2 separate regions of the Homo sapiens genome follow, and region 2 is linked to region 1. Evidence: chromatin loops called from intact Hi-C (ENCODE). Cell type or tissue: heart right ventricle. All regions are shown on one strand. Each heading gives the region's core, and the rest is flanking DNA. Links, peaks and the distances in the headings are about the cores only. Region 1 overlaps DAGLB (diacylglycerol lipase beta). Region 2 has its middle 24 kb from the start of OCM.

The links. A loop is a pair of places that touch in the nucleus more often than their neighbours do. Peaks named below come from ENCODE experiments on the same cell type or tissue, not always from the same donor. Only the 100,000 strongest peaks of a DNase experiment are listed, where the experiment ranks them.
Region 2: a loop joins it to region 1, with 5 times the contacts of the local background. A loop is called at or near these places in 15 of 110 quality-filtered maps.

The regions. Positions count from the first base shown.
Region 1 is chr7:6,427,328-6,443,445 of GRCh38, reverse strand. It overlaps DAGLB (diacylglycerol lipase beta), which reads left to right. Exons shown (of 15, transcript NM_139179.4): 3 at 6,913-7,084; 4 at 8,426-8,684; 5 at 10,487-10,609; 6 at 12,839-12,966. Among named protein-coding and RNA genes, the nearest start is that of DAGLB, 13 kb to the left of the region's middle. RefSeq lists a silencer at 3,901-4,101 and an enhancer at 6,811-6,920. In heart right ventricle, for the core only: CTCF peaks have their summits at 7,424 and 7,627 (motif pointing right); DNase peaks (open chromatin) are centred at 7,053 and 7,635; H3K4me3 peaks cover 1,527 bases; H3K27ac peaks cover 5,219 bases.
Region 2 is chr7:5,849,432-5,863,844 of GRCh38, reverse strand. It overlaps the pseudogene ZNF815P and a transcript of OCM not described here. Among named protein-coding and RNA genes, the nearest start is that of OCM, 24 kb to the left of the region's middle. In heart right ventricle, for the core only: CTCF peaks have their summits at 7,049 and 7,250 (motif pointing left); a DNase peak (open chromatin) is centred at 7,149.

The DNA.
Region 1 (16,118 bases), core at 3,796-11,795:
TTTGCCCTTGTTGCCCAGGGCTGGACTGCAATGGCGTAATCTCAGCTCACTGCAACCAACCTCTGCCTCCCAGATTCAAACAATTCTGCCTCAGCCTCCCAACTAGCTGAGATTACAGGCACGTGCCACCACACCCAGCTAATTTTTTTGTATTTTTAGTAGAGACAGTTTCTTTTTTTTTTTTTTTTTTTTTTTTAGTAGAGACAAAGTTTTTTGTTTGTTTTGTTTTGTTTTTTTTGTTTTTTGTTTTTTTTTTCCGGATGGAGTCTCGCTCTTTCACCCAGGCTGGACTGCAGTGGCACTATCTCTATCTCGGCTCACTGTAAGCTCCGCCTCCCGGGTTCACGCCATTCTCCTGCCTCAGCCTCCCAAGTAGCTGGGACTACAGGCGCCCGCCACCGTGCCTGGCTATTTTTTTTTTTTTTTTTGTATTTTTAGAAGAGACGGGGTTTCACTGTGTTAGCCAGGATGGTCTCCATCTCTTGACCTCGTGATCCGCCCGCCTCAGCCTCCCAAAGTGCTGGGATTATAGGCGTGAGCCACTGCACCTGGTCTAGTAGAGACAAAGTTGAACCATGTTGGCCAGGCTGGTCTCGAACTCCTGACCTTAGCTGATCCACCCACCTCATCCTCCCAAAGTGCTGGTATTACAGGTGTGAGCCACTGCACCCAGCTAGCTCTGTGTATTTTAGTATGCCTCTAGAAACATCCACGCAAGGAGGCTGGATTGATGGAGGCTCCACGTTTGTGTTGGCCCCCAAATGTAGGCTGTCATTGGTGCCAGATGCTTAAGGAAAGAAAGAAACCATGTGTACAGTGTGGCTTCAGCGCTGGGAAGCTTCTTATTGAAGGTGAAGTATTGAGACTGGTGTCATTTCAGATACAGCATTATCTAACTTATTTGCCCTTTTTTGTTCATCTCACATTCTGGTTAGACCACTGAGTTTGTGGCTGTAATAGCAGGGTCAGAGTGGAAGCAGTCGGTGTACTTTTTTTTTTCCTTACATGTTTGTTTGTGTTGAGATATTTTTGGTGTTGGGACGTCTTTACCTCCCTGTGAGGGATGCTCATATTCACTCCGTTCCCTCTTCCTAGACACTCGTACAATGCTTGCATCATCATGTACTTGTGGTCAGAGCTCAGAAGTCATCTGTGGGTTGTCGGAGTGTTCTGGGTTGTCTATCCCACAGCCTCCTCCAAACAGAACCCCGTTTTGTTTTGCCCCCATCCCACACATACCAAGTATGCGTCAGAGAAGCAGACCCTAGGCCGGGCTCACGTATTGGTGATTGGTTCAGGAATGGACACGTGACCCAGTTTGGCCCAGTGAGAGTCAGGGAGAGTTTGGTGGAAGGTTCTGGGGAAGTGCTTCCTTGCCCCTCTAGGAAGGATCCAAAAGCCATTTATCGTCGCTCTCCTGGCTGAAGCTGTGTCTCCACTCACAGCGCAGGGCAAGCTGACATACAGGGCAGGGGAGAGCTGGGAGAAGCACAAGGAGATGGAGGCTTGTCTCGGTCAGGGCAGCCCCGATGCCGTCTTGCTTCTGCACTCAGTCGCTCGAGTCATTGTGGCCCTTCCTGCTTTTCAGCCAGTTTGAGTTGAATTTTCTGTAACTTGTGGGTAGAGATATCCCAGCCAAACTGAAAACAGTATTTTATAAAAACATGTTCGTTTAATTGTCAGTTTGTTGCACATAACATTATATGCCTTATTAAAAATATGTATTGAAGGCCAGGCGCGGTGGCTTACACCTGTAATTCCAGCACTCTGGGAGGCTGAGGCGGGTGCATCATGAGGTCAGGAGATCAAGACCATCCTGACTAACACGGTGAAACCCCGTCTCTTCTAAAAATACAAAAAATTAGCTGGGCGTGGTGGCGGGCCCCTGTAGTCACACCTACTCGGGAGGCTGAGGCAGGAGAATCGCTTGAACTCGGGAGGCGGAGGTTGCAGTGAGCCGAGATCGCGCCATTGCACTCCAGCCTGGACGACAGAGTGAGACTCTGTCTCAAAAAAAAAAAAAAGAAAAAAATGTTTGTTTAATTGTCAGTTTGTGGCCGGGCGCGGTGGCTCACGCCTGTAATCCCAGCACTTTGGGAGGCCGAGGCGGGCGAATCATGAGGTGAGGAGATTGAGACCATCCTGGCTAACATGGTGAAACCCCGTCTCTACTAAAAAGTACAAAAAATTAGCCAGGCGTGGTGGCAGCTGCCTGTAGTCCCAGCTACTTGGGAGGCTGAGCCAGGAGAATGGCATGAACCTGGGAGGCGGAGCTTGCAGTGAGCCGAGATCGCGCCACTGCACTCCAGCTTGGGCGACAGAGCGAGACTCCATCTCAAAAAAAAAAAAAAAATTGTCAGTTTGTTACACATAACGTCATATGCCTTATTAAAAATATGTATCGAAAGCTGGGAGCGGTGGCTCATGCCTGTAACCCCAGCACTTTCACAAGAGGGAAACTCCGTCCCCCCCTCAAAAAAAAAACAAAGAAAAAACCAATGGTCAGTAGGAAAATGGGCAAAGAACATGAACATGTAAAGGAAATATAAATGATTGATTGACTGATGGATTGATTTTGAGATGGAATTTTGCTCTGTTGCCCAGGCTGGAGTGCAGTGGTGGGATCTCAGCTCACTGCAACCTCCGCCTCCCAGGTTCAAGCAGTTCTCCTGGCTCAGCCTCCCAATTAACTGGGATTACAGGCACACACTACTATGCCTGTCTAATTTTGTGTTTTTTTGTAGAAACCATGTTGGCCAGGCTGGTCTCGAACTTCCCGCCATGGCCTCCCAAAGTGTTGGGATTACAGGCATGAGCTACTGCACCCGGCCGACATAGCTAACTTCTGTTGTCCCTTTTGTTTCGTAAATCAAGTCCCAGTAGCCTGTCATCTGAGCTGAAAGAATGCTTCTTTAGCTTTTGGCTGATACTCCTCTCTGAAAGGAACATCACAAGATGTGGAGGGAACATTTGGAGCAGGTGGAATTCAGTCCTCTCCATCCAGAAGACTGATCCTCTTCTTCTGTAGCTCAATTGAGGAAAACTTTTTTTTTTTTTTTGGAGACGGAGTTTCGCTTTTGAGTCCCCAGGATGGAGTGCAATGGCATGATCTCGGCTCACCGCAACCTCCGCCTTCTGGGTTCAAGTGATTCTCCTGCCTCAGCCTCCCAAGTAGCTGGGATTACAGGCATGCACCACCACACCTGGCTAATTTTATATTTTTAGTAGAGATGGGGTTTCTCCATGTTGGTCAGGCTGGTCTTGAACTCCAGGTGATCTGCCGCCTCAGCCTCCCAAAGTGCTGGGGATTACAAGCCTGAGCCACTGCACCCGGCATTTGAGGAAAACTTTGATACTGTGGTAGTTTCTTTTTCTTTCTTTTTTTTTTTTTTTTGAGACAGAGTCTTTCTCCATCACCCAGGCTGGAGTGCAGTGGCGTGATCTTAGCTCACTGCATCCTCTACCTCTTGGGTTCGACCGATTCTCCTGCCTCAGCCTCCCGAGTAGCTGGGATTACAGGCGCCCACCACCATGCCTGGCTAATTTTTGTATTTTTAGTAGAGATGGGTTTTTGCCATGTTGGCCAGGCTGGTCTCGAACTCCTGACCTCAGGTGATCCACCCGCCTTGCCCTCCCAAATTGCTCGGATTATAGGTATGAGCCACCGCACCCGGCCTAGTTTCTATTTTTAATTTGAAAACCTCCCAAATGAAATCCCACTGTTGCACCTTGTGGGAGGTTTGATTGGAGATGGTCCACCCTTATGACTACCATGTTTTGACAGAAGAACCCTTTTGACATACAAAGTCTGCCTTGTGCCATGTGTGGCTTTGATTGTGGGATGCCTCCTTGTATCTCCTCTGTGTTTGTATCCCAAGAGCTCATTGCTAAGCTGGGTCAGAGAAGATTGCAGCATTGGCTATAGGAGTTGAGTGTACTGATTCTGGGACCTAGGCCTTCCTTTCATTGCTCTTCCATAAGTGGCTGTGTCTGATGATGGATGATAGGGTTACTTAACCAAGACAGTGGTGAGGACATTACATTTAGGAATGCAGCTGTGCTTGTCGGTTATGGGGCCAGCGACCTTAGGAAGCCTGCTGCGGCAGCCAGGTCCATACTAGCATCTGTTTTTCTTAAGGAAAAATAAAAGGGAAAGTTTTTCTTTTTTTTTTTTTCTTTTTTTTTCTTTTTGAGATAGAGTCTCACTCTGTCGCCCAGGCTGGAGTGCAGTGTCACAGTCTTGGCTTACTGCAACCTCCGCATCCTGGGTTCAAGCAATTCTCTTGCCTCAGCTTCCTGAGTAGCTGGGACTACATGAGCACACCACCATGCCTGGCTAATTTTTTATATTTTAGTAGAGATGAGGTTTCACCATGTCAGCCAGGCTGGTCTCAAACTCCTGAGCTCAGACAGTCCATCCACCTTGGCCTCCCCTGAGCTCAGACAGTCCATCCACCTCGGCCTCCCAAAGTGTTAGGATTACAGGCGTGAGCCACCGCACCCGGCCAGAAATTTTTTCTAGGCAGGCAAAACCGTGTAAAGGAGATTTTCTCAGTACCATCATCATCATCATCATCATCATTATCTTTTTTAAAAAATAATCAGAGATGAGGTCTCTCTGTGTTCCCCAGCGTGGTCTCGAACTCCTGGGCTCAAGCAATCCTCCTGCCTTGGCCACCCAATGTGCTGGGATCAATATCTTATTTTCTGGAACCTTAATCAGAGCAACTCCATCTCTTGATTCCTTGTCTGTGTATTTCATTAATGCAGTATCAGCAGTTGTCATCACAGTTGGAGTTTCAAGTCCAGGTGCTGCTGACATTAGGATGTGTCTGTTTTTAGAATCCCAGCCCTCCAGGAAGCAGTGTGTATGCAGATACTGTTTCCTGTTTCTCTGGGGTGTTTGGCTATTGTTATAACAAGCTCCAAATATAGGACTGTGTTTTTTTTTTTCCACATACCTGCACCCTTTCCCCCTCAGAGAGGTTAGTGTTACAATTATTTAGCTTATAAAATTTTGTCTTTGTGCCAAAAATGAGGCTGTTAGTGCCTAATATTTTATTTATTTATTTATTTTTGCATTTTAAAAATTATTTTTATACTTTAAGTTCTATGGTACATGTGCACAACATGCAGGTTTGTTACATATGTGTACATGTGCCATGTTGGTGTGCTGCACCCGTTACTCGTCATTTACATTAGGTATATCTCCTAATGCTATCCCTCCCTCCTCCCCCACCCAACTACAGGCCCCGGTGTGTGATGTTCCCCACCCTGTGTCCAAGTGTTCTCATTGTTCAGTTCCCACCTATGAGTGAAAACATGCGGTGTTTGGTTTTCTGTCCTTGCGATAGTTTGCTCAGAATGATGGTTTCCAGCTTCATCCATGTCCCTACAAAGGACATGAACTCATCCTTCTTTATGTTAGTGCCTAATATTTTAAAATGTAACTATTTCAGTCATTCTAACAGAAGATAATTTTTTGAATTTAAAAGCTATTTCCTGGTAGGGTGCTGTGGCTCATGCCTGTAATCCCAGCACTTTGCGAGGCAAAGGCGGGCAGATCACTTGAGGTCAGGAGTTCAAGACCAGCCTGGCCAACATGGTGAAACCCAGTCTCTACTAAAAATACAAAAATTAGCCAGGTGTAATGCCTCTAATCCCAGCTACTAGGGAGGCTGAGGCAGGAGAATCACTTGAACCTGGGAGGCGGAGGTTGTGGTAAGCTGAGATCACACTACTGCACTCCAGCCTGGGCGACAGAGTGAGACTCCATCTAAAAAAACAAAAACAAAAATTAACCAAAAAACGCCCACAAAAAAACAACTGTCTATGGGACTATGAGGCCTATTTCAGCGTGGTGGTGTGCACCTGTAGTCCTAGCTACCAGAGAGGCTGAGGTGGGTGGATCACTTGAGCCTGAGAGGTGGAGGCTGCAGTGAGTCATGATTGTGCCACCACACTCCAGCCTGGGCAAGAGAGTGAGACCTTGTCTCCAAAAAGAATGGTAGCTATTACGCTCTCTGAGCTTCAGTTTGCTTGCTCATACGTAAAATGAGATAATGACTAACCCAGTCATTGTGGGGATTACAGAACTACGCACATAAAGTGTTTTAGGTTGGTGTCTAGAACAATGTAGGTCTCAAAGGGACGTGGAGCTTGTTTTCATGGCTGTTAGAACTTGGGTGACCATATATCCCTGTTTGCCTGGGACAGTTCTGTTTTGTGCCTGTTGTCTCAGCATAATTATTACTATTATTATTATTATTATTATTATTATTATTATTATTTTGAGACGGAGTCTTGCTCTGTCACCCAGACTAGAGTGCAGTGGCGCAATCTCAGCTCACTGCAACCTCCGCCTCCTGGGTTCAAGCGATTCTCCTGTCTCAGCCTCCCTCGCAAGTAGCTAGGATTACAGACGCCCGCCACCACGCCTCGCTAATTTTTTAATTTTTAGTAGAGATGAGGTTTCACCATGTTGGCCAGGCTGGTCTCGAACTCCTGACCTCAGGTGATCTACCTGCCTTGGCCTCCTCCCAAAGTGCTGGGAGTACAGGTGTGAGTCACCGTGCCCGGCCCCAGCATAATTATTAATAGTCCCCTTTTTTCCTCTCAGAAGTATACCAGTTTGGGCCATGATTATATTGTCACCCCAGTGAGAACCCAGAAGTGTTTTTAATCCCTGCTAAATCTTAAAAAAGAGCCCAGGACTTCTTGTCACGTTTCCCATCCTCATTTTCTCACTTGCTGTCTGACTTAGGTGCTGATTACCAATTATAAGTAGAAAAAGTCAGGAGGCGGGTGTGCACAGTACAAATGTATGCTCTGCAAAAGCTGTATTTTTGCAAAAAGGAAGCTCTTCATCTCTGAGGAAGCAACTGAGCAGTCGGAACGTTTTTTGTATTTCAGGAACGATTTGTAACCCTGGACCGCGGAAGTCTATGTCTAAGCTGCTTTACATCCGCCTGGCGCTGTTTTTTCCAGAGATGGTCTGGGCCTCTCTGGGGGCTGCCTGGGTGGCAGATGGTGTTCAGTGCGACAGGACAGTTGTAAACGGCATCATCGCAACCGTCGTGGTCAGGTGACATCTCCCTTCTTCTCTTTGAGTTTCAGTGGATTTGAGGCATAGGTGAACAAACCCTTCTAACATGACAGAGAGTCCAGCGTCCCTCGGACTTCCTCAAATAGTTAGAAATTGGAGTTAGTTTCTGCGTAACTCATGAAAATTTAGAGACACTGTTTGTCCATGAAATACAACTCGTCTTTCGTTATGCACGTATTGATGTAGATTTCTTTCCTTACTGGTTCTTTATTTTCTACATTCCCTTCTGTCTCTCTCTCTTTTTTTTTTTTCTTTTTTTCTTAAAGTCTTTTATTCCTAACCCTTCTCTTATAAGAATTCGGAAGAAAACCAAAGACCAAAACCAGAGCAAAAACTAAAACTAAAGGTATGAAAAGAGATACGGTGTCCAGAAGTGGGACAGGGAATAATATTCTAGAACAATAAGGTTTTCGTGTTTTCTAGGCTAAAAATCTTAGAGATGATCCAGTCCCGCCCCCTTAACACCCTCTGTTCTAAATAAGGAATCAGACCTGGGCTGTTGCTGCGTTTCTCGAGTCACACCGCCAGGGGGCAGCAGAGCCCCTTCGGGAGGGGCATTTCCCGGTTGCGTGTGCTCCTCAATCCGGCGTCTTGCAGTGTGAAATATTTAAACATATAGATGAGAGGCCTATCAGAGTACTCTGTGATACCTTCATGAGAAGAGCCCTGAGGCACCGAAGGGGAAGGGCGTATGTCATGGTCCCAGGGCCATATGGAGAAGAAGTGCCCGCTGCATCCGGGCGCAGGCTGCAACTCTGCCCAGCGGACACCTCCCTGTTCCTTCTGTGGCCTTTACTGTTAGGGCAGGGCCTGGGTTAACCACTGATTCATAAGGAACTTTTTTTTTTTTTTCTTTGAGACGGAGTCTCCCTCTGTCGCCCGGCTGGAGTGCAGTGGCGCCTCCTCGGCTCACTGCAATCTCCGACTCTCTGGTTCAAGCGATTCTCCTGCCTCAGCCTCCTCAGAAGCTGGGACTACAGGCACGTGCCACCACACCCAGCTAATTTTTGTGTTTTTAGTAGAGACGGGGTTTCACTATGTTGGCCAGGCTGGTCTCGATCTCCTGACCTCGTGATCTGCCGGCCTCGGCCTCCCAAAGTGCTGGGATTACAGGTGTGAGCCACCATGCCCAGCCTCATAAGGAACTTTCTAGAAGAAAGTTGCTTGCCTCAGGCAGGTTCCAGGAGAGCTGCATCTTCCTCGGTAACAGAACCCTCCGTGGTAGAGACTCAGAAACTGAACCTGGAGGAGGGACCCCGGACATCTGCGTCTGGGCTGGGGCCCGCAGTCACCGAGCCTTTTCCTCTCTCTGTCTTGCAGTTGGATCATCATCGCTGCCACAGTGGTTTCCATTATCATTGTCTTTGACCCTCTTGGGGGGAAAATGGCTCCATATTCCTCTGCCGGCCCCAGCCACCTGGATAGTCATGATTCAAGCCAGTTACTTAATGGCCTCAAGACAGCAGCTACAAGCGTGTGGGAAACCAGAATCAAGCTCTTGTGCTGTTGCATTGGGAAAGACGACCATACTCGGGTTGCTTTTTCGAGTACGGCAGAGCTTTTCTCAACCTACTTTTCAGTAAGCCGAGGGGATCTGGTTTGGTCTGTTTCTTCTGTTTCAGTAAATGCTTCTGATGGAGCCGGTCCCTCTGTTCCCATAAAACCGCGTTTGAGAACCTGGTGTCTTTGGGTGTGTGGGGGGTGGCCGGAGACCCTCTGTCTGTGATGAGCCCTCCAGGGAGCAGTTAACTGCAAGAGCCACACCTTCTCAGACCCTGTGTCCCAATAGGACATGTCTTCGTATTGACACCCACTCACTACCCTGTCAAAATGCTGGATTAGCCTGTAAGGAACCACATAACGGACGCTGTACCCTTTGAGAATAATTTGCAGCTGCTGTTGAGCAGATACCAAGCACAGGCAGTGGCATGAATCGAGGTTGGAATCAGATAGTGAGTGACTTCTTACCACTTTGTATCATGATGGAAATGATCGACGATGCTACTTTTGGAAGACAGTTTGAATAGATGATTGCAGCACAGAAGGGAGCGTCATTCTAGAGCGAGTTCTTCCGCAATTTGAAAATGCTTGTTTTTTTTTTTTCACATGCAGCGTGTCATCTTTTTATATGACATTCTCTGCTAAATGCTGTTAAATTCCATACTGAGATGAGGTAAGGGAGGAAGAGTTCTCTGCTTATCCTGCACACCTGCCAGTCTCTCTTCCCACCTCTGTGCTATCCGACTTGGCACCATTCAGGGCTGGTCCTGGAGCCTGACACCAAGTCATAGCAGCAGCCTCCGTAGAGGGAAGAGGGAAGCGTGTCCCCTCAGTAACTTAAAGAAGTGCTTAAACCTAGTCTTAAGATATCTGGAAGAGGGAAGAAGAGAAGCTGGTTATTTCTAGAGGATGTCGTAATCTACATCACAGGCAGAACTGATGGCTCAGTGGCTGAGTGGCCAGTATATTGTCTTTTTTTTTTTTTTTTTGAGACAAGGTCTCGTTTTGTCACCCGGGCTGGAGTGCAGTGGCGCCATCTTGGCACAACCTCCACCTCCTGTGTTCGAGAGATTCTCCTGCCTCAGCGTACTGAGTAGCTAGAGTACTACAATAGCTGGGATGACAGGCACCTGCCACCACGCCCAGCTAATTTTTGTATTTATAGTAGAGACAGGGTTTCACCATGTTGGCCAGGCTGGTCTCGAACTTCTGACCTCAGGTGATCCGCCCACCTCGGCCTCCCAAAGTGCTGGGATTACAGGCGTGAGTCATCGCACCTGGCAGTATATTGTCCATTCTTACGGGCTACAAGTACCCGGAGGTGATTGAGAATTCCTAATTCCTCCATTTCCTGGAGAAAAAGGACATGTCAGGCCTAAGAAGACTCACTCTCTGTTGCTTTCCCAGCTTGGGGTCCTTTATGAGGCTTGCCATACCCTGTGAGTATGAGTTTAGTCTCATAAATCTCTACCATCCACTGTGTTTCAACAAAACCTTCCCAGCATCTTGAGAAATGAGAGTATAAACGTGGGCTAAAATGGTGCATTGCTACAAAAACGGACAATTTATCCATTGATTTCTCCACTTTACAAAATATTTGAAGTAGATTAAAAATAGTTGAGTCACATGAAGTGAAATTTTAAGACAGACGAATAGCATTTTTATATTCTCCAGTGGACTTGTCTGAGGGCAGGATGTGAAAACATATTCAGGTCACATAGAGAAGCACTCCTGCCAGGAGCAGTCTTTTTAACATACCTCTGTGTCTAGAAATGTCTGTGTGTGCGTGAATGCCTATCAACTATAGAAGACTGGATTTTAGGGAACCCGGGGGTGGTGCCTGCTGGGTTTTATGACAGGCCATTGTGGTTTCCCACCCAGGACACAGATCTGGTGCCCAGCGACATTGCGGCGGGCCTCGCCCTGCTTCATCAGCAACAGGACAATATCAGGAACAACCAAGAGCCTGCCCAGGTGGTCTGCCATGCCCCAGGGAGCTCCCAGGTGAGCCTGGCTTCATGGAGTGTCCAGTTCTGACACTTACACCTTTTGGTGGGTCTTCAGAATCATACAGCTAACCTATAGCAATTTCTTCCTCCCTTCCTTCATTCCCCTTTCCCCTCCCTCCCCTCCCCCTCCTCCCCTTCCCTCCCCTCTCCCACCTTTTTTTTTTTTTTTTTTAAGACGGAGTCTCGCTCTGTCGCCCAGGCTGGAGTGCAGTGGCACAATCGCGGCTTACTGCAAGTTCTGCCTCCCAGGTTCACACCATTCTCCTGCCCCAGCCTCCTGAGTAGCTGGGACTACAGGCGCCTGCCACCACACCTGGCTAATTTTTTTTCTTATTTTTAGTAGAGACGGGGTTTCACCGTGTTAGCCAGGATGGTCTCCATCTCTTCACCTCATGATCTGCCCACCTCAGCCTCCCAAAGTGCTGGGATTACAGGCGTGAGCCACCGTGCCCAGCCTCCCCTCCCCTTTTTTTCTTTTTCTTTTTATGAGATGGAGTTTTGCTCTTGTTGCTCGGGCTGGAGTGCAATGACACAATTGGCTCACCACAACTTCCACCTCCCGGGTGATTCTCCTGCCTCAGCCTCCTGAGTAGCTGGGATTACAGGCGCATACCATCACACTCAGCTAATTTTTTGTATTTTTAGTAGAGATGGGGTTTTGCCATGTTGGCCAGGCTGGTCTCAAACTCATGACCTCAGGTAATCTGCCTGCCTCGGCTTCCCAGAGTGCTGGGATTACAGGCATGAGCCACCACACCGGGCCTATTTTTCATTTTTTTAACTTTTATTTTAGGTTCAGGGGTACATGAGCAGGGTTGTTACACCGGTAAACTCATGTCACGAAGGTTTGTTGTACAGATTATTTTGTCACCCAGGTACTAAGCCTAGGACCCTACAGCAGTTTCATTAGCAGCAGGGTTGGAATCTGATTGGCGGCTTCCACTGGTTGTATTGCATCACCTGTCAGGTGAGGCATCTTCGTTATCAACTGGAGTTCAGGTAGTGGGAACCCATTCCTGGCCACTTTATCATCCATCATATCTTTATTTTTTATTTTATTTTTTGAGACAGAGTCTCTGTCACCCAGGCTGGAGTGCAATGGCATGATCTTGGCTCACTGCACCCTCTGTCTCCTGACTTCAAGCAATTCTCCTGCCTCAGCCTCCACAGTAGCTGGGACTACAGGCGTGCACCACCATGCCCAGCTAATTTTTGTATTTTTAGCAGAGACGGGGTTTCACCGTGTTGGCCAGGCTGTTCTCAAACTCTTAGCCTCAAGTGATTTGCCGGCCTTGGCCCCCCAAAGTGCTGGGATTACAGGCGTGAGCCACTGCATCCGGCCACATTTATCATATCTTTGAAGGCTTATGTTTTAGGAAATTTGCTGTTCAATTCTATGCATTAGAACAATTCCTCCTGGGATGGGGACTGCGATTCTCCCTGGGTGTGTTTGCTTTCTTCTCTGGGGCTGGGGGCAGAAGCAGTTCAGCTTTGCTTGGTGATAATTTTCCTGCCACAGGTTGTTATGTTTTTGAGAAAGAAAATTGCACGTAGACGGTATGTATCTTCGCTGCTCCGGGTTAAGCCACTCAGTTCTTGACAGCTCGTGTGTGGCAGTGGCATGGAAATGTACTAGTTTCAGGCATCTAGATAGGAAGCGCCGGCTCATTTCAGCAAAAACAGCAGAGAAGTCATTGGAGTGTTTTTTACTGTTAACTTCCCCGTGCTTGCTGTGTTCCTATAAAATGAGGAGTCAGGCTGGGCGTGGTGGCTCACGCCTGGCTTCCCAGCACTTTGGGAGGCCAAGGCAGGTTGATCACCTGAGGTCGGGAGTTCGAGACCAGCCTGGCCAACATGGTGAAACCCCGTCTCTACTAAAAATACAAAAATTAGCCGGGTGTGGTGGCGGGTGCCTGTAGTCTCAACGACTTGAGAGGCTGAGGCAGGGGAATTGCTTGAACCTGGGAGGCGGAGGTAGCAGTGAGCTGACATTGTGCCACTGCACTCCAGCCTGGTGACAGAGCGAGACTCTAAAAAAAAAAAAAAATGAGGAGTCCATGTCATCCTTATTGAAGGAGCAGTTTTGCCTGTGGGCGTCTGAGAGTTCTATTCAACGAAGGAGCAGGAAGAGTCAGGAATGAGTTCAGGTTTCAGGTCTCAGTGTGTTGATCCTCTGTGTCAGGAGTTCCCTTAATAAACAGTAGTTTTTGTCCTTCTCTTGTAGGAAGCTGATCTGGATGCAGAATTAGAAAACTGCCATCATTACATGCAGTTTGCAGCAGCGGCCTATGGGTGGCCCCTCTACATCTACAGAAACCCCCTCACGGGGCTGTGCAGGATTGGTGGTGACTGGTGGGTTGGCACAGTCTGAGCCTCCATAGCCATATTTCCCTTAAAAAAAAAAGCTATTTTGAGATATTTCAAAAATTTGAAAGAACAGTGCAAAGAACTCCCATGAATCCTTTACCTAGAGTCACCAGCTGTGACTCATCTGGTCACATGCGCTGTATCTCTCTCTCTCTCTCTCTCCCTCCCTCCCTCCCCCCTGCATATATATATATATATATATATATATATATATGCACATGTATTTTTTTTCCCCGAACCATTTTATTTTTCTCTTTTTGAGACAGAGTTTCACCCTTGCTGCCCAGGCTGGAGTGCAGTGGCGTGATCTCAGCTCACCACAACCTCCGTCTCCCAGGCTCAAGCGGTGCTACTGGCTCAGCCTCCTGAGTAGTTGGAATTACAGGTGCCCGCCACCATGCCCGGCTAATTTTCATTTTTTGAGATGGAGTTTCACTCTGTTGCCCAGGCTGGAGTGCAGTGGCACAATCTCGGCTCACTGCAAGCTCCGCCTCCCTGGTTCACGCCATTCTCCTGCCTCAGCCTCCCGAGTAACTGGGACTACAGGCGCCCGCCACCACTGCTGGCTAATTTTTTGTATTTTTAGTAGAGATGGGGTTTCACCGTGTTAGCCAGGATGGTCTCGATCTCCTGACCTCGTGATCCGTCTGCCTCGGCCTCCCAAAGTGCTGGGATTACAAACATGAGCCACCACGCCCGGCCACACCCGGCTAATTTTCTATTTTTAGTAGAGACGGGGTTTCACTATGTTGGCCAGGCTGGTCTGGAACTCCTGACCTTGTGGTTCACCTGCCTCACCCTCCCAAAGTACTGAGATTACAGGCGTCAGCCACCAGGCCCGGTCTCAGGTAATTTTTGTATGTTTAGTAGAGACAGGATTTCCCCATGTTGACCGGGCTGGTCTCAAACTCCTGACCTCAAGTGATCTGCCTGCCTCAGCCTCCCAGAGTTCTGGGATTACAAGGTGTGAGCCACTGTGCCCAGCCCCAGTAATACCCTTTTTAGCAATTTTTTTCTCCAATCCAGGATGATGCGTTACATCTAGTTGCTGTGTCTCTTTGGTCTCCTTCAAGTTTTAAGTTTCTCAGCCGTTCTTTCCTTTCATGATATTGACATTTTGAAGAGGACAGTGCAGATATTTTGTAGAAGGGCCTTCAATTTGCATTTGTGTGATGGTTTCCCCATGATTAGATTTATGTTTTGCATTTTTGGCGGGAATGGTCCATGACAACCATCCTTCCTAGTGTATCATATCAGGGGATACATGATGCCAGTTTGTCCCATTTCTGGTTATATTAACATTGATTGCTTGGCTGAGGTGGTGACTGCCAGCCTTGAGACCATTTAAATATCTTGTCCCAGGCCGGGCGTGGTGGCTCAGACCTGTAATCCCAGCATTTTGGGAGGTCGAGGCCAGCGGATCACTTGAGCTCAGGAGTTTGAGACCAGCCTGGGCAACCTGGCAAAACTCCATCTCACTAAAAATATAAAAATTAGCTGGGTGTAACAGTGTGTACCTGTAGTCCCAGGTGCTTGGGAGGCTGAGGCAGGAGAAACACTTGAGCCCAGGAGGCTGAGGTTGCAGTGAGCTGGGGTTGCACCACTGTACTCCAGCCTGAGTGACAGAGCAAGACGCTGTCTTAAAAAATAAATTAAATAAATATATATGTCTATATCCCACCAGGTGCAGTGGCTCATGCCTATAATCCCAGCACTTTGGGAGGCCAAGGCGGGCTGATCACCTGAGGTCAGGAGTTCAAGACCATCCTGACCAACACGGTGACACCCCGTCTCTACTAAAAATACAGAAATTAGCTGGACATGGTTGCACACACCTGTAATCACAGCTACTCGGGAGGTTGAGGCAGGAGAATCGCTTGAACCAGGGAGTTGGAGGTTGCAGTGAGTGGAGATCACACCATTGCCCTGCAGCCTAAGCAACAGAGCAAGATTCTGTCTCAAAAAGAAAAAAAAAAAAGAAACCAAAACAAAACAAAAAACAAGTAAGTAAATGTCCTATCCCTCTCTGAATTCTCATCTGGCAGTACAGCATCCATTGATTCTTGTCTGAATCACTTATTACCAGGATGGTGGCAAAATCATGATTTTTCTTTTTCTTTCTTTCTTTCTTTTTTTTTTTTTTTTTTTTGAGACAGAGTCTCAGGATCCTGGCTCACTGCAACCTCCATCTCCCAGGTTCAAGTGATTCTCCTGCCTCAGCCTCCCGAGTAGCTGGGATTACAGGCCTGCACCACCATACTCGGCTAGTTTTTTGTAATTTTAATAGAGACAGGTTTTCGCTGTGTTGGCCAGGCTGGTCGAACTCCTGACCTCAGGTGATCCACTCGCCTTGGCCTCCCAAAGTGGTTGGATTACAGGCATGAGCCACCGCACCTGGCCAAAATTGTGATTTTTCTAAATTCATCATTTCTTCTACATTAATTGTCATTCTCCTATAAAAAAGAGCTTTTTATCCCTACATCTTACTGTCAATATGGATTTATAGATTCTTAAATTATTCAGTGGGTTGTAATTATGACTGTTTATTTTGTATTAAGTACAGTGTTTATTTGATGCTCAAAATGTTCCAGATTTTGTCCTGCAGACTGGCTCCAGTGTTCTTTTCATATGACCCCATCATGTTCTGAGCACTTCCTAACCTCTGGATTTTGCTTTTTCTTTTTTTGGGACTGTTGCCCAGGCTAGAGTATAGTGGTATCATCACGGCTTACTGTAACACCATACCCTCAACCTCCTGGGCTCAAGTGATTCACCTGCCTCGGTCTCCCAAAGTCCTGGGATTACAGGTGTAAGCCACCACGCCTATGTATTTATTTTAAAGATCATGAGATTTTACTAATATCTTTTTTTTGTTTGTCTTTTAAGAGACGGGGTTCTCTCACCTCAGCCTCCCAAGTAGCTGGGACTACAGGCATGCACTGCCAGACCCAGATAATTTTTAAAAATGTTTTAAATTAATAAATTTCTTTTTAGAGACAGTTTTGCTTTGTGGCCCAGGCTGGTCTCCAACACTTGAGCGATCCTCCCGCCTCAGCCTCCCAAAGTGCTGGCATCATGGGTGTCAGTCTCCTGGCCCTGATATCTTTTAATTCTAGTCCAAAGCCACAGAGTTTCTC
Region 2 (14,413 bases), core at 4,110-12,109, 580 kb after region 1:
ACATGAACCATCAGGCCGGGTACAGTGGCTCACGCCTGTAATTCCAGCACTTTGCGACGCCGAGTCAGGCAGATCATGAGGTCAGGAGTTTGAGACCAGCATGGCCAACATGGTGAAACCCCATCTCTACTAAAAATACAAAAAATTAGCTGGGCGTGGTGGTGCGCACCTGTAATCCCAGCTACCTGGAAGGCTGATGCAGGAGAATCGCTTGAACCCAGGAGGTGGAGGTTGCAGTGAGCTGAGATCATGTCATTGCACTCCAGCCTGGGTGACAGAGCAAGACTCCATCTTGAGAAAAAAAAAAAAAAAATGAACCATCCACATCCTATCTAAAGCCAGCCCCTCAGCCATCTAAACTGGATTCCATTCCTGCCACCCTCTCAAGCACGTCACTCCACGTACTCCCTCTTCCCTCTCCTGTGCCATCAATTTCTCTCTCCCTAATAGATCTTTCCCATTAACATAATATTAACCGAAAAAGGGAATGAGTCATGAGTCCCCATTGACTGAGGTTGATGCAGCAGTTTGAGGACACGCCCGGGAGGAACATCAGCCACAGGAGCATCTGTGACCTGTGAGTTTCCAAAGAGGGTTTGGGAACTTCACTATTTAAAGGGGAAAGAGCAAGCAGGAGGGATAAAGGAAGGGAGGGTAGGCAGAGAGGCAAATGGTCCCATTCTCCCAAGGCTCTGATTAGCGATCAATAAATCTACATTTTACATGTCAATGAGGCATTCCTCTCCAGCTCAGGAAATCTACATTTTACATAAGGTAAAGTAAATATGTGAAAAAAGGAGTAAAGAGTCCATGATGCATTCATCTTGAGCTCAGTAAATCTACATTTTACATAAGATAAACGTATGAAAAGAGGGAGTAGAGGAGTCCATGTTGCATTCATCTCAAGCCCAGTAAATCTACATTTTACATAAGATAAACATGAAAAGAGGGAGTAAAGAGTCCATGATGCATTCATCTTGAGCTCAGTAAATCCACATTTTACATAGGATAAACATGTGAAAAGAGTAGAGGAGTCCATGATGCATTCATCTTGAGCTCAGTAGATCTACATTTTACGCAAGATAAAGTAAACTTGAAAAGGAGTAGAGTCTGTGATGCATTCATCCTAAGCCCAGTGAATCCACATTTTACATAAGATAAACGTGAAAAGAGGGAGTAAAGAGTTTATGCTGCATTCATCTTGAGCTCAGTAAATCTGCATTTTACATAACATAAAGTAAACATGAAAAGAGGGAGTAGGGGAATAGGGCCATGCTGCATTTATCTCAGGGTAGGTGGAAGGATGATTTACGATCTTGTCCTTGTCCTATCCATGTGAAAATAAGCTGGTAATCGACATTGTCAGTGTGAGATTTAACAGAACTTGCTTTTAGGGCTAGTTTATAGGGGGAGATGTATCCTGAAAGAATTAGGGGCTCACTTTGTGAGCAACTTGTGAGGGAGCCATCTGGGAAGATACGTAACGTTCTGTCTTGGTGGGCACCTGGCTTATGCATGAGGCTAGAACATGGGGTTATGAAAATACAGCTCTCCATTTGGGAACAAAAGGGAAGGCAGTATTGCATGACTCAGTTTCCAAGCTTGACTTTCTCTTTGGCATAGTGAGTTTGGGGTCCTGAGAATTTACCTTCTTTCACAATACAAACATGCTGGTGTATGGATCCTGTCTTTAAAACGAACTTTCAGTATGGATGGCAAACGAGCACATGAAAAGATGCTTAACGTTATTCATCATTAGAGAATGCAGATTAAAGCCACTGTGAGGGCCCAGGGGCACACGCCTGCAGTTCCACCCACTCAGGAGGCTGACGCAGGAGGATCACTTGAGCTCAGGAGTTTGAGGCTGTAGTGTGCAATGTTCGTGCCTGTGAACAGCCACTGTACTCTAGCCTGGGTAACATAGCAAGACCCTGTCTCTAAAAAAATTTTTTTAAATTAAAAAGTAGGCCGAGTGTGGTGGCTGATGCTTGCAATTTCAATGCTTTGGGAGGCCGAGGCGGTAGGATCACTTGAGCCCAGGGGTTTGAGACCAGCCTGGGCAACATAGTGAGACCCTGTCTCTAACAACAACAACAAATTATAAATAAATAAATAAATAAAACCACAATGAGATGCCAATACACATTAATGAAAATGTCCAAAATGAGGAGGGCTGACCCATGCCAAGCACTGGTGAGAGAGGAACTGGAACCCTCCTTCCCTGCTAAACTCACTTTCCTCTGAATAAGAAATGCATTACCCAAGTACTGAGCAACTCTCTTGGCTCTCCTTCCGCTCTTCAACATGTTTTCCTTCCTGAATGTAAATTTCCTTTGGAAAACACAGTGGAAGTGTCTATCACATGACCCAACTGGTTCTATTCCAACTTCCTCCCCAAGAACTGGGATTCTTTTTTTTTTTTTAAGACAGAATTTCGTTCTTGTTGCCCAGGCTGGAGTGCAATGGTGCGATCTCAGCTCACTTCAACCTCCGCCTCCTGGGTTCAAGCCATTTTCTTGCCTCAGCCTCCCAAGTAGCTGGGATTACAGGCACGCAGCACCAAGCCCGGCTAATTTTGTATTTTTAGTAGAGATGGGGTTTCACCGTGTTGGCCAGGCTGGTCTCGAACTCCTGACCTCAGGTGATCTGCCTACTTCAGCCTCTCAAAGTGCTGGGATTACAGGCGTGAGCCACCGCACTGCACTCGGCCAGAACTGGGATTCTTAAAGCACATCTCCCTCCCATCCTGCTAAAAACCAGCAACAACTATAACCACCACCACCTGTGGCACACACATTTGGTGTCAGCATTAGCGAGCCACCTCCAGGCTACCCCATTTGAGGACTTCTTGCCAAGAAGTTCTCCAGCAGTTTTCACCCAAAACCTGTTCTTGCTGTTTTTGCTCTCTGGCCAACTCTGTGGTCACTAAATCAATGTTTCACTTTTTCAGCAGGAACAACAATAAATAAATAAATATATATATGTATATGTATATGTATGTGTATATATGTGTGTGTGTATATATATGTATGTGTGTATGTGTGTATATATATGTATATATACACGTATATATACGAATATATATATACGTATATATGTGTATATATACGTGAATATATACACGTATATATACACGTATATATACGTAATAATATATACACACGTATATATACACGTATATATACGTAATATATATACACACGTATATATACACGTATATATACGTAATATATATACACACGTATATATACACGTATATATACGTAATATATATACACACGTATATATACACGTATATATACGTAATATATATACACACGTATATATACACGTATATATACGTAATATATATATACACGTATATATACACGTATATATACGTAATAATATACATACACGTATATATACACGCATATATACGTAATATATATATACGTATATATACACGTATATATACCTAATGATATATATATATATATGCATATATATATACACACACACACATACGGAGAGCCCCAAACTGCTTAGGCATGTGTGAAATGCTATAGCAGAAAAGAAACAAAATGGTATAGGACGCTGATTTTTTCATGAACAAGAAATGTGAGCGGCTCCGTCTCAACTTACGGATGAGCTGGAGGCAACATTTAATGAAGACTTAAGTGAGTTAATTAAGGAGAAATTGCAACTAAACCCCACATAATGAGAGAGCTGGCATCTCTCGCTCCAGGGTCCCATATTTTTATCTGTCTTCACTTGTCCATGATGTGGGTTCTCTTTGTGGGGGGGGTCTCCTTGTATTGGGCAGACATCCCCATGAGATTCAGAACCCAGGAAAAACCATCCAATAAAAAAACACTGGCTGGGCGCGGTGGCTCACACCTCTAATCCCAGCACTTTGAGAGGCCAAGGCAGGTGGATCACCTAAGATCAGGAGTTCAAGACCAGCCTGGCCAACATGGTAAAACCCTGTCTCTAGTAAAAATACAAAAATTATAGGCGGGCGCCTGTAATCCCAGCTACTCACGAGGCTGAGGCAGGAGAATCGCTTGAACCCGGGAGGCGGAGGTTGCAGTGAGCTGAGATCACGCCATTGCACTCCAGCCTGGACAACAAGAACGAAACTGTCTCAAAGACACAAAACAAAACAAAAAAAACAAAACAAATAAAAAACAACAAAAAGAAAACCATCAAGGAAGAGATGTTGTCGCCCAAAAGCTTCAATGACCCGGGACAGATGTCAGAGTTGAATTCAGAGAATTGTTCCAAAGCCCCAAGAACTCTCATGTTGGCCAGGTGCAGTGGCTCACAATTGGAATCCCAGCACTTTGGGAGGCCGAGGCAGGAGGATTGCTGCCGGCCAGGAGTTTGAGACCAGCCTGAGCAGCAGAGCGAGACCCCATGTCTACAAAAATGTAAAAAGTTAGCGAGGCATGGTAGCGCGTGCCTGCAGTTGCAGCTACTTGGGAGGCCGAGGTGGGAGGATTGCTTGAGCCCAGGAATTCATGACTGCAGTGAGATAGTTGTACCGCTGCACTCCAGCCTGGGTGACAGAGCGAGAACCTGTCTCTAAAAAATAATAATTAAAAAAAAACCCTCATGTTCTTATCTAGATATGACCTTGAATGGATAGAAAGAAGCTCAGGAGACAGGAGATCCCATCCTATCTTGGGCTTTTCTAGCTGTCTGCCCTTGGGAAATTCACTTAATCTCTCAGAACATCAGTTTTCTTCTTTTTATTTGATTTATTTTTTGAGGGACAGAGAGTCTTGCTCTGTGCCCCAGGCTGGAGTGCGGTGGTGCCATCTTGGCTCACTGCAACCTCCACCTCCTGGGTGCAAGCAATTCTCGTGCCTCAGCCACCCGAGTAGGTGGGATCACAGGCCCATACCACCATGCCCAGCTAATTTTTGTATTTTTAGCAGTGATGGGGTTACACCATCGCTACATTTCTCCTGGCCATCGTTGGCCAGGCTGGTCTTGAACTGCTGACCTCAAGTGATCCACCCACCTTGGCCTCTCCAAGTGCTGGGATTACAGATGTGAGCCGCCATGCCCAGCCTGATGTCAGCAAATTCTTTTTACCAACCCTCCAATCAACCACTTCCTGGTGCTGGGGCTCTGACACCTTGCTCACCTCAAGTGATCCACCTGCCTCAGACTCCGGAAGTGCTGAGATTACAAGTGTGAGCCACCACGCCCAGCGAGTTTTCTTTTCTCTTTCTTTTTTTCTTTTGAGATGGAGTTTCCCTCTTGTTGCCCAGGCTGGAGTGCAATGGCGCAATATTGGCTCACTGCAACCTCCGCCCTCCGGGTTCAAGAGATTCTCCTGCCTCAGCCTCCTGAGTAGCTGGGATTACAGGCGTGCAACACCACGCCCAGCTAATTTTAGTATTTTTAGTAGAAACGGGGTTTCACCTTGTTGGTCAGGCTGGTCTCAAACTCCTGACCTCATGATTCGCCCGCCTCAGCCTCCCAAAGTGCTGGGATTACAGGTGTGAGCCATCATACTTACCCATAACATGCTCATATTTTCATTTACCTTCTTGAACATACCAAATAGTTGTAGTAAGTGTTTTAATCTCTTTATTAGTTCTATCTTTGTCATTTCATTTCATTGATTTTTCTCCTCTTCCTGGGATATAATCCTTGCTTCTTGGCATACCTGATGATTATTTTTTTTCAGAGACAGGATCTTGCTGTGTCACCCAGGCTGGAGGGCAGCGGCACCACCATACCTCACTGCAGCCTCAACCTCCTGGGCTTCAGCAATCCTCCCACCTCAGCCTCTCAACTGACTGGGCTTACAGGTGTGCACCACCACACCTGGCTAATTTTTTAGTTTTACTTTTGTAGAGATGAGATCTCGCTATGTTGCCCAGTCTGGATCTTGAACTCCTGGCCTCAAGCAATCCTCCTGCCTCACCCTCCCAAAGTGCTGGGATTATAAGTGTGAGCCAACACTTCCTGCCATGCCTGGTGATTTTTTACTGGGCACCAGATATTGTGAATTTTACCTGGTTGGGTGCTGAATATTCTTGTTTAAAAAATATATTCTTGAGCTTATTCTGGGACATGGTTAAGTGACTTGGAAATAGCGTAATCTTTTTTTTTTTTTTTTTTTTTGAGAGTGAGACTCGGTTTGTCACCCAGGTTGGAGTGCAGTGACACAATCTCAACTCACTGCAACCTCTGCCCCTTGGGTTCAAGCGATCCACCCACCTCAGCCTCCCTAGTAGCTGGGACTACAGGTGCGCACAACCGCGCCCAGCTAATTTTTGTATTTTTAGTAGAGACGGGGATTTCACCATGTTGGCCAGGCTGGTCTTGAACTCCTGACCTCAGGTGATCCACCCGCCTCGGCCTCCCAAAGTACTGGGATCACAGGCGTGAACCTCCGCACCCAGATGCGTGGTCCTTTTGAGACTTGCAGAACTAGACCAACCCTTAGTCTAGGGCCAATTCTGCCGCACCACGAAGGCAACGCCCCTCTGAACACTTGATTCAATGCCCCAGGTATTATGAGGTTTTTCACTTTGCCTGCTGGAAACACGAACGGTTCCCAGCTTTTTGTGGACTTTGGAATTATTCTGCCTGTTTCTATTGTGTGATTCCTTCCCCTAGTCTTGCTCGGGTAATTTCCTCCATGTGTGAGGTGATCCCACTCAGCTTCAGAGTCAAGAGGTTTCCTTTGCAAAGCTGCAGAATTTGGGTTTTTTTGCATATCTCTCCCGCAGGATTCCATCCTGCAAATTCCAGCTGCTTTGGCCTGCTCAAACTTTTTTTTTTTTTTTTTTTAGAGACAGAGTCTCGCTTTCTGGCCCAGGCTGGAGGGCAGTGGCGCGATCTCGGCTCACTGCAACCTCCACCTCCCAGGTTCAAGTGATTCTCATGCTTCAGCCGCCTGACTAGCTGGGATTACAAGCATGCACCACCACGCCCAGCTAAATTTTTTGTATTTTTAGTAGAGACAGGGTTTCACCATGTTGGCCAGGCTGGTCTCGAACTCCTGACCTCAAGTGACCCACCCACCTCGGCCTCCCAAAGTGCTAGGATTATAGGCGTGAACCACCGCACCTGGCCAGGCCTGCTCACACTTTCAGCTCTGTCTCCTGCACTCAGGGAGAACACTGGGCTCTGCCCGGCTGCCCTCCTCCCGCGGCAGCTGGAAACACTTTGCCTCATTGGTTTCTCCCCTAACGGAGATCATGGTCTTTAGTGCCACCTATTGACCGGTGTCTAAAAACTGCCTTTGCGTATGTGTTGTACGGTTTTCTAGGTATTTAAGGCAAGAGGGTTAATCCATCTTGGCCATAAGTTGGGGAAGTCTCCACAATTTTTACAACATTTTGGGAGTCTGAAGGGGGAAGACTGCTTGAGACCAGGAGTTCGAACCCAGCTCGGGCAACACAGCAAGACCCCAATCTCTCCAAGAAAATAAAAATACTAAAAGTAGCCGAGCATGACAATGTGCGCCTATAGTCTCAGCTACTCGGGAGGCTGAGGTGGGAGGACTGCCTGAGCCCAGGAGATCCAGGCTGCAGTGAGCCATGTTGGCACCACTGCACTCCAGTCTGGGTGACACAGTGAGACCTTGTCTCAAGAAAAAAATAAAACATTTTAAGTTCCTGGAAGGGTGAGTTAGAGGCTATATAAAGAATTAAAGCTTTTTTAAAATCACATTCCCAAATTATTGGTCAAAAGGGAGCAGTGGGCCGGGTGTGGTGGCTCATACCTGTTATCCCAGCACTTTGGGAGGCCGAGGTGGGCGGATCACCTGAGGTCAGGACTTTGAGACCAGCCTGGCCAACACGGCAAAACCCCATCTGTACTAAAAATACAAAAATGAGCCAGGCGTGGTGGTGAGCACCTGTAATCCCAGCTACTTGGGAGGCTGAAGCAGGAGAATCACTTGAACTGGGGAGGCAGAAGTTGCAGTGAGCCGAGACAGTGCCTCTGTACTCCAGCCTGGGTGACAGAGCAAGACTCCATCTCAAAAAAAAAAAAGAATTAAAGCTTTTGGTGGCTCACACCTGTAATCCCGGTACTTTGGGAGGCTGAGGTGAGCAGATGGCTTGAGCTCAGGAGTTCAAGACCAGCCTGGGCAATGCGGTGAAACCCCATCTCTACAAAAATTATAAAAATTAGCCAGCCATGCTGGCTCACACCTGTAGTTCCAGCTACTCAGGAGGCAGAGGTGGGAGGATCGCTTGAGCCTGGGAAGTTGAGGCTGCAATGAGCCCTGATTTTGCCACTGTACTCCAGCCTATACAACAGAGCAAGACCCTTCTCAAAAACGAAAAGAAACTGCTGTTTCCTATGTTTTGTACAGTTGTAGGTATTTAAGGCAAGAAGGGTTATCCATCTTGGCCATAAGAAGGGGAGATCTCCACAATTTCTGTAAACATTTTAAGTTCATGGAAGGGGAATTGTGGGTTAGAGGCTATATAAAGTATTAGGATTTTTGATAATAAGAAAATATGGGCTAAGCATCGTGGCTGTAATCCCAGCACTTTGGGAGGCCGAGGTGGGTGCATCACTTGAGGTCAGGAGTTCGAGACCAGCCTGGCCAACATGGTGAAACCCCCATCTCTATTAAAAATGCAAAAAAAATTAGCCAGGCATGGTGGCGGGTGCCTGTAATCCCAGCTACTCAGGAGACTGACACAGGAGAATTGCTTGAACCCAGGAGGAGGAGATAACAGTGAGCCAAGATCATGCCATTGCACTCCAGCCTGGACAACAAGAGCAAAACTCCATCTCAAAAAAAGAAAAGGGCACATATGTGTGCGTGCAACAGAATACAGAATATTTATTTCCAGAGGAACCCTGACTTCTCCAGGCTCCTCGGTTTGTCCTTCTTTGTGGGCATGATTTATGCAGCTGCCTATAGATGTCACCACAGGAAGGCACGTCAGAGGTAATAAAAATCCCAGAGTGAGAACTGCGGCACCACGGCAGAGGGCCAGAGCACGAGTGCAAAGGCCCCGTGTCAAACACAGAAGAGGTTTTTGTTTTAAATCACGACATCTAATGGCTCACACCTGCAACCCTAGCATTTTGGGAGTCTGAGGTGGGAAGATGGCTTGAGCCTAGGAGTTAGAGACCAGCCGAGGCAACATAGCAAGACCCTGTCTTTACCAAAAATAAAAAAAAAAAAAAATAGTTGGGCGTGGTGGCATGCATCTGTGGTTCCAGCTCCTCGGGAGGCTGAGGCAGGAGGACCACTTGATCCCAGGAGTTTGAGGCTGCAGTGAGCTGTGATCACACCACTGCACTCCAGCCTGGGTAACAGAGTGAGATCCTGTCTCAAGTAAAACATAAAATAAAATAACATAAATAAAATTAAAATTAAAATAAATAAAATGAAATAACAAAATAAAATAACATCAGTCCACAGAACCCAAATCTTCGCCCAAGATAGAGTGACAGCCTTTACTAAAACAAATATGATCACCAGCAACCAAATTAAACACGGTCCACGTGAAGAGTGAATGAGGAAAGATTTTGGTTATGCTCAGGCATTTGGACCAGTTTAACTGAGGTCAAATTTTTTCAGATTTTTCTTTTCAAAAGCTGGTTGTGGAGTGGAGTTCAGGAGCATGTTCTTCATAAAGTGGCTCTTTGTGGGTCGGCCCTGGTGGGCGGGATTTCATCAATCTCACCAACCTCATTATCTAACATGCTGAATATGTAGCATCGATCAACGAACGAGATCCTCGGTCTCATGAAGTCAGCTTTCTGGGGAGGAGAAAAGAAACACAAATAAACAAGGAAATAAACGCCCAAGGTGGAAATAAGACAGCGTGAGGGTCAGGTTCCTTGAACTCACGTTTTTTTTTTTTTTTCTGAGATGGAGTTTCACTCTGTCGCCCAGGCTGGAGTGCAATGGCGCTATGTCGGCTCACTGCAACCTCCGCCCCCCAGGTTCAAGTGATTCTCCTGCCTCAGCTTCCTGAGTAGCTGGGATTACAGGCACCTGCCATCGTGCCTGGCTTTGTATTTTTAGTAGAGATGGGGTTTTACCATGTTAGCCAGACTGGCCTCGAACTCCTGACCTCCAGTGACCCACCCACCTTGGCCTCCCAAAGTGCTGAGATTAGAGGCATGAGCCACCACACCTGGCCGAGCTCATGTTCTTGAGTCACCCTCTGTCCTTTATAGAGAAGCAGTTTGGAGATTTCGTCCTACGTGTCTGAGGCCGGGTGCTATGGCTCATGCCTGTAATCCCAGTAATCCCAGCACTTTGGGAGGCTGAGACGGGAGCATTGCTTGAGCCCAAGAATTCGAGACCAGACTGGACAACATAGTGAGGCTCTATCTCTTCAAAAAATAAAAAATTAGCCAGGTGCGGTGGTGCATGCCTGTGGTCCCAGCTACTCAGGAGGCTGAGGCAGGAGGATCACTTGAGCCCAGGAGGTCGAGGCTGCAGTGAGCCATGATTGCATCACTGCACTCAGCCTGGGCAACAGAACAAGACAGTGTCTCAAAAAAAATTGTGTGAATCTCTTTTTGGCAAAGCAATCTGACATGTTTCTTGTTTCAGAGACTCAGCTTATTTTCAACCTAAAAGCCAACTAACTCTCACAGGGGAATACTGTACACAGTGATTACTGCAGTGTGTTTGTGTGTTAAAGACTGCTTTGTCATGCAGACTACAGCTCCAGCCTCACCTCGCTGTAATTTACTGTGGATATTTTGCATTATGTAGGCAGCACCTTATACCCGACAGAAGAGTTGAGGGCGGGGGGTCGGTGGGGGGGTGGGGGGGTGGGGTCCAGTCCCAACTCAGGTGTGCTATAAACTGGCTGACCTCAGATGAACCTTATTATATTGCTGAGCCCAGGTTTTCTCAACTACAACCATAATAATAAGACTTTGCCTCTAAGTTTAACATGGGGAATAATGACCGTATGAAAATATAGACTCAGCCTGGGCAACATCGTGCGACACCCATCTCTGCTACAAATTTAAAAATTAGCCAGGTGCAGTGGCTCACGCCTGTAATCCCACTGCTTGGGGAGGTAGAGGCAAGAGGAATGCTTGAGGCAAGGAGTTTGAGACCAGCCTGGGTAACAGAGCGAGACCCCATCTCTATGAAAAAGTTAAAAAGTTAGTGAGGCGTGATAGCATGTGCCCGTAGTCCCAGCTACTTGGGAGGATAAGGCAGGAGGATCGCTGGAGCCCCAGAAGTTCAAGGCTGCAGTGAGCTATAATCGCACCACTGCACTCCAGCCTGGGTGACAGAGCAAGACTATGTTGCCTCTGCTGGTCTCGAGAGACCCTTGTAGTCTGCTGCCTACTCCATGTAGGATGTAGTTACATTGATAATCTTGTTTTACAGATGAGGAAACTGAGGCTTGAATGATTTACCCAAAGTTAGCAAATGGTAGAGCTGAGACTTGAAGCAAGCTGACTCTAGCATGTTCATCTTAACTCCCTGGAGACAAGGAGCTCAGAACCCAGTGGCCTGGGTGTCTCCAGGAGTGAGGAACGGGAAAAAAAACTGCAACCTGGCTAACTCTTCTGTCTCCAGTGGCAAGAAAGAGACAGAAACGGTTATTTCAAGATGTTGTGATTATTGTTATTGAGGCAGCATCTCACTCTGTCTCCCAGGCTGGAGTGCCGTGGCGCAATCTTGGCTCACCACAACCTCCACTTCCCAGGCTCAAGCGATCCTCCCATCTCAGCCTCCTGAGTAGCTGGGACTGCAGGCACATGCTACCACGTCCGGCTAATTTTTTTTGTAGAGACAGGGTTTCACCATGTTGCGCAGGCTGGTCTCAAACTCCTGAGCTCAAGTGATCTGCCTGTCTCGGCCTCCCAAAGTGCTGGGATTACAGGCGTGAACCACCGTGCCCAGCCAAGACATTATTCTTTTGTAAAGTAAACATAGTTGCTCTTAGCATATGGTTCTCAATTGATGGGCGTGTGTGTGTGTGTGTGTTCTCTCTGGAAAAGTTTTCTCTGGGAGAAAATTCTAGATTTCACTGTTTTACATTTCAAAGTTGCCAGTTTGTTAAAAAAATCAGGCTGAGAAGAAACATGTTAGGACAAAAATGTGAAAGACTGTCATTAAAGCAAGCAAGACCAAGGACGGAGTTTTACAGACTTTGCACAGAATTCTTGGATCAACCCATGGACGCGGTGGTTGATTTTAACAGGAGCTGCAGAGTCTAATCCCTTTCATCACAAATGCATCTGGGACCAGAGCCCGATTTCCTGCTGCCCTTGGGGGACTTTTTAACCATTTTTTTTCCCCAAGCTTAGAGTATACATCAAATCCCAGGTCCACACTGACCCCCACTCTGGGCTGGAAGGGCCTGACCTCTCCCAAGAGAGTGGGGGTGGAAGAGAAGCTGTGAAATACAAAGTCATTTGATGGATGTGACACTGGGCACAGGTTGACCATCAAGCCAGGGAGGAGGCCTTTATGCCCGAAAACCCCTGAGCCTGTTCCAGGGATGCAGTGAACCACTCCTGTACCCACCCAGGCTTGCCTAGGTGTGTTGTGTGCCAAGGAAGCTTCAGGGAAGAGAGAGGACAGAGAGAGGTTGGATGTCTAAGTGTTGTTCAGTAAAGTGAACAGAAAGCAAATGTTCCAGTCTGGGAAAGTAAAATCACATATAAGAGGAAAGCGGATTGTCATAGAAGGTCCGAGGCCCGGGCTAGGGAAGGGAAAAACCACACGCTCAAAGTCCTGGTCAAGGCGTGTCCACGTTAATGGGAGAGAAGCACCTTCCTCCACTGTGGGGCCAGGGCAGGGCCAGAGCACCAGCTGGGAGTGGATCCTACACTTTTTTTTTTTTAATTGTGGTAAAATATGCGTAACATAAAATTTGCCATTTTCGCTATTTTTGAGGGTACAATTCAGTGGCATTTATTACATCAAAAATATTGTGCAACCAGGCTGGGCATGGTGGCTCACGCCTATAACACCAGCACTTTGGGAGGCCAAGGCGGGCAGGAGGTCAGGAGTTCAAGACCAGCCTGGCCAACGTGGCAAAACCCCATCTCTACTAAAAATACAAAAATTAGCTGGACATGGTGGTGTGCACCTATAATCCCAGCTACTCAGGAGGCTGAGGCAGGAGAATTTCTTGAACCCGGGAAGTGGAGGTTGCGGTGAGCCGAGATTGCACCACTGCACTCCAGTTGGGGCGACAGAGCGAGACTCCATCTCAAAAAAAAAAAAAAGAGAAAAACAAAATATTGTACAACCATCACCATCATCCATCTCCAGCACTTTTCCATCTTCCCAAACTGAAACTGTCCCCATTAACCCTCACTCTCCATCCCCCTTACCCCCAAGCTCTGATAACCAACGTTTTACTTTTTTTCTGTCTCTTATCAGTTTGACTATTCTAGGTACCTTATATAAGTGGACTCATGCTGTGTCTACCTTTTTTTCTTAACAAGAGTTTTGCTTGTTGCCCAAACCGGAGTGCAGTGGTGCGATCTCGGCTCACTGCAACCTCTGCCTCCCAGGTTCGAGCGAAGTCTCCTGCCTCAGCCTCCCGAGTAGCTGGGACTACAGGCGTCTGCCATCACGCCCAGCTTTTTGTATTTGTAGTAGAGATGGGGTTTCACCATGTTGGGCAGGCTGGTCTCAAACTCTTGACCTCGGGTGATTCACCCTCCTCAGCCTCCCAGAATGCTGGGATTACAGCCACTGCACCCGGCCTGATTGTTCAGTTTCTCAATTGGAACATGAGTAGGGCAAGTTCAAATTCTAACTTAGATGACATGCAGGCCAGTGCACATGGACTCATCCAGGTAAAATCTTGCCCTACCCAGAGCCCAAGGACAGACAGGCAAGCTTTCTGTCTCCAGTCTGCCGTCTCCCTTGATGTACAGCCTGTGGAAAGTTCTGCGCATCTGAGTTATTTCAAGGCCAGTTCTGTCTTGTGTAGCCCCCAAGTTCTTGTTTCTTACCCTTCTATACCATTTAACATTCAAGTTCCAAGTAAACAAAAACCCATAGAACAGCTACAGCATCAACTCACAGACTTTGTTTTTCAGTACCTTCTACATAGCTGGCACCTGGATACTTATTTTCCTGAGAGCTGAATTATGTATCTAAAAGGATGTCAGCGGTTGTTGTCCGTCATGTCCAGTTGTTTTCAGTGGGTTTTCACTTCATTTCTATTGAGAGAGGGTCTCACTGTCACCCAGGCTGGTGCGCAGTGGCACGACCATGGCTCACTGTAGCCTCAAACTCCTGGGCTCAAGGGATTCTCCCACCTCAGCCTCCCAAGTACCTGGTCCTACAGGCACGTGCCACCACGCCCAGCTAATATATATATGTATTTGGTACAGACAGGGTCTCACCGTGTTGCCCAGGCTGGTCTTGAACTCCTGGGGTCAAGTGACCTGTCCACCTTGACTTTCCCAAGTGCTGAGATCACAGGCACGA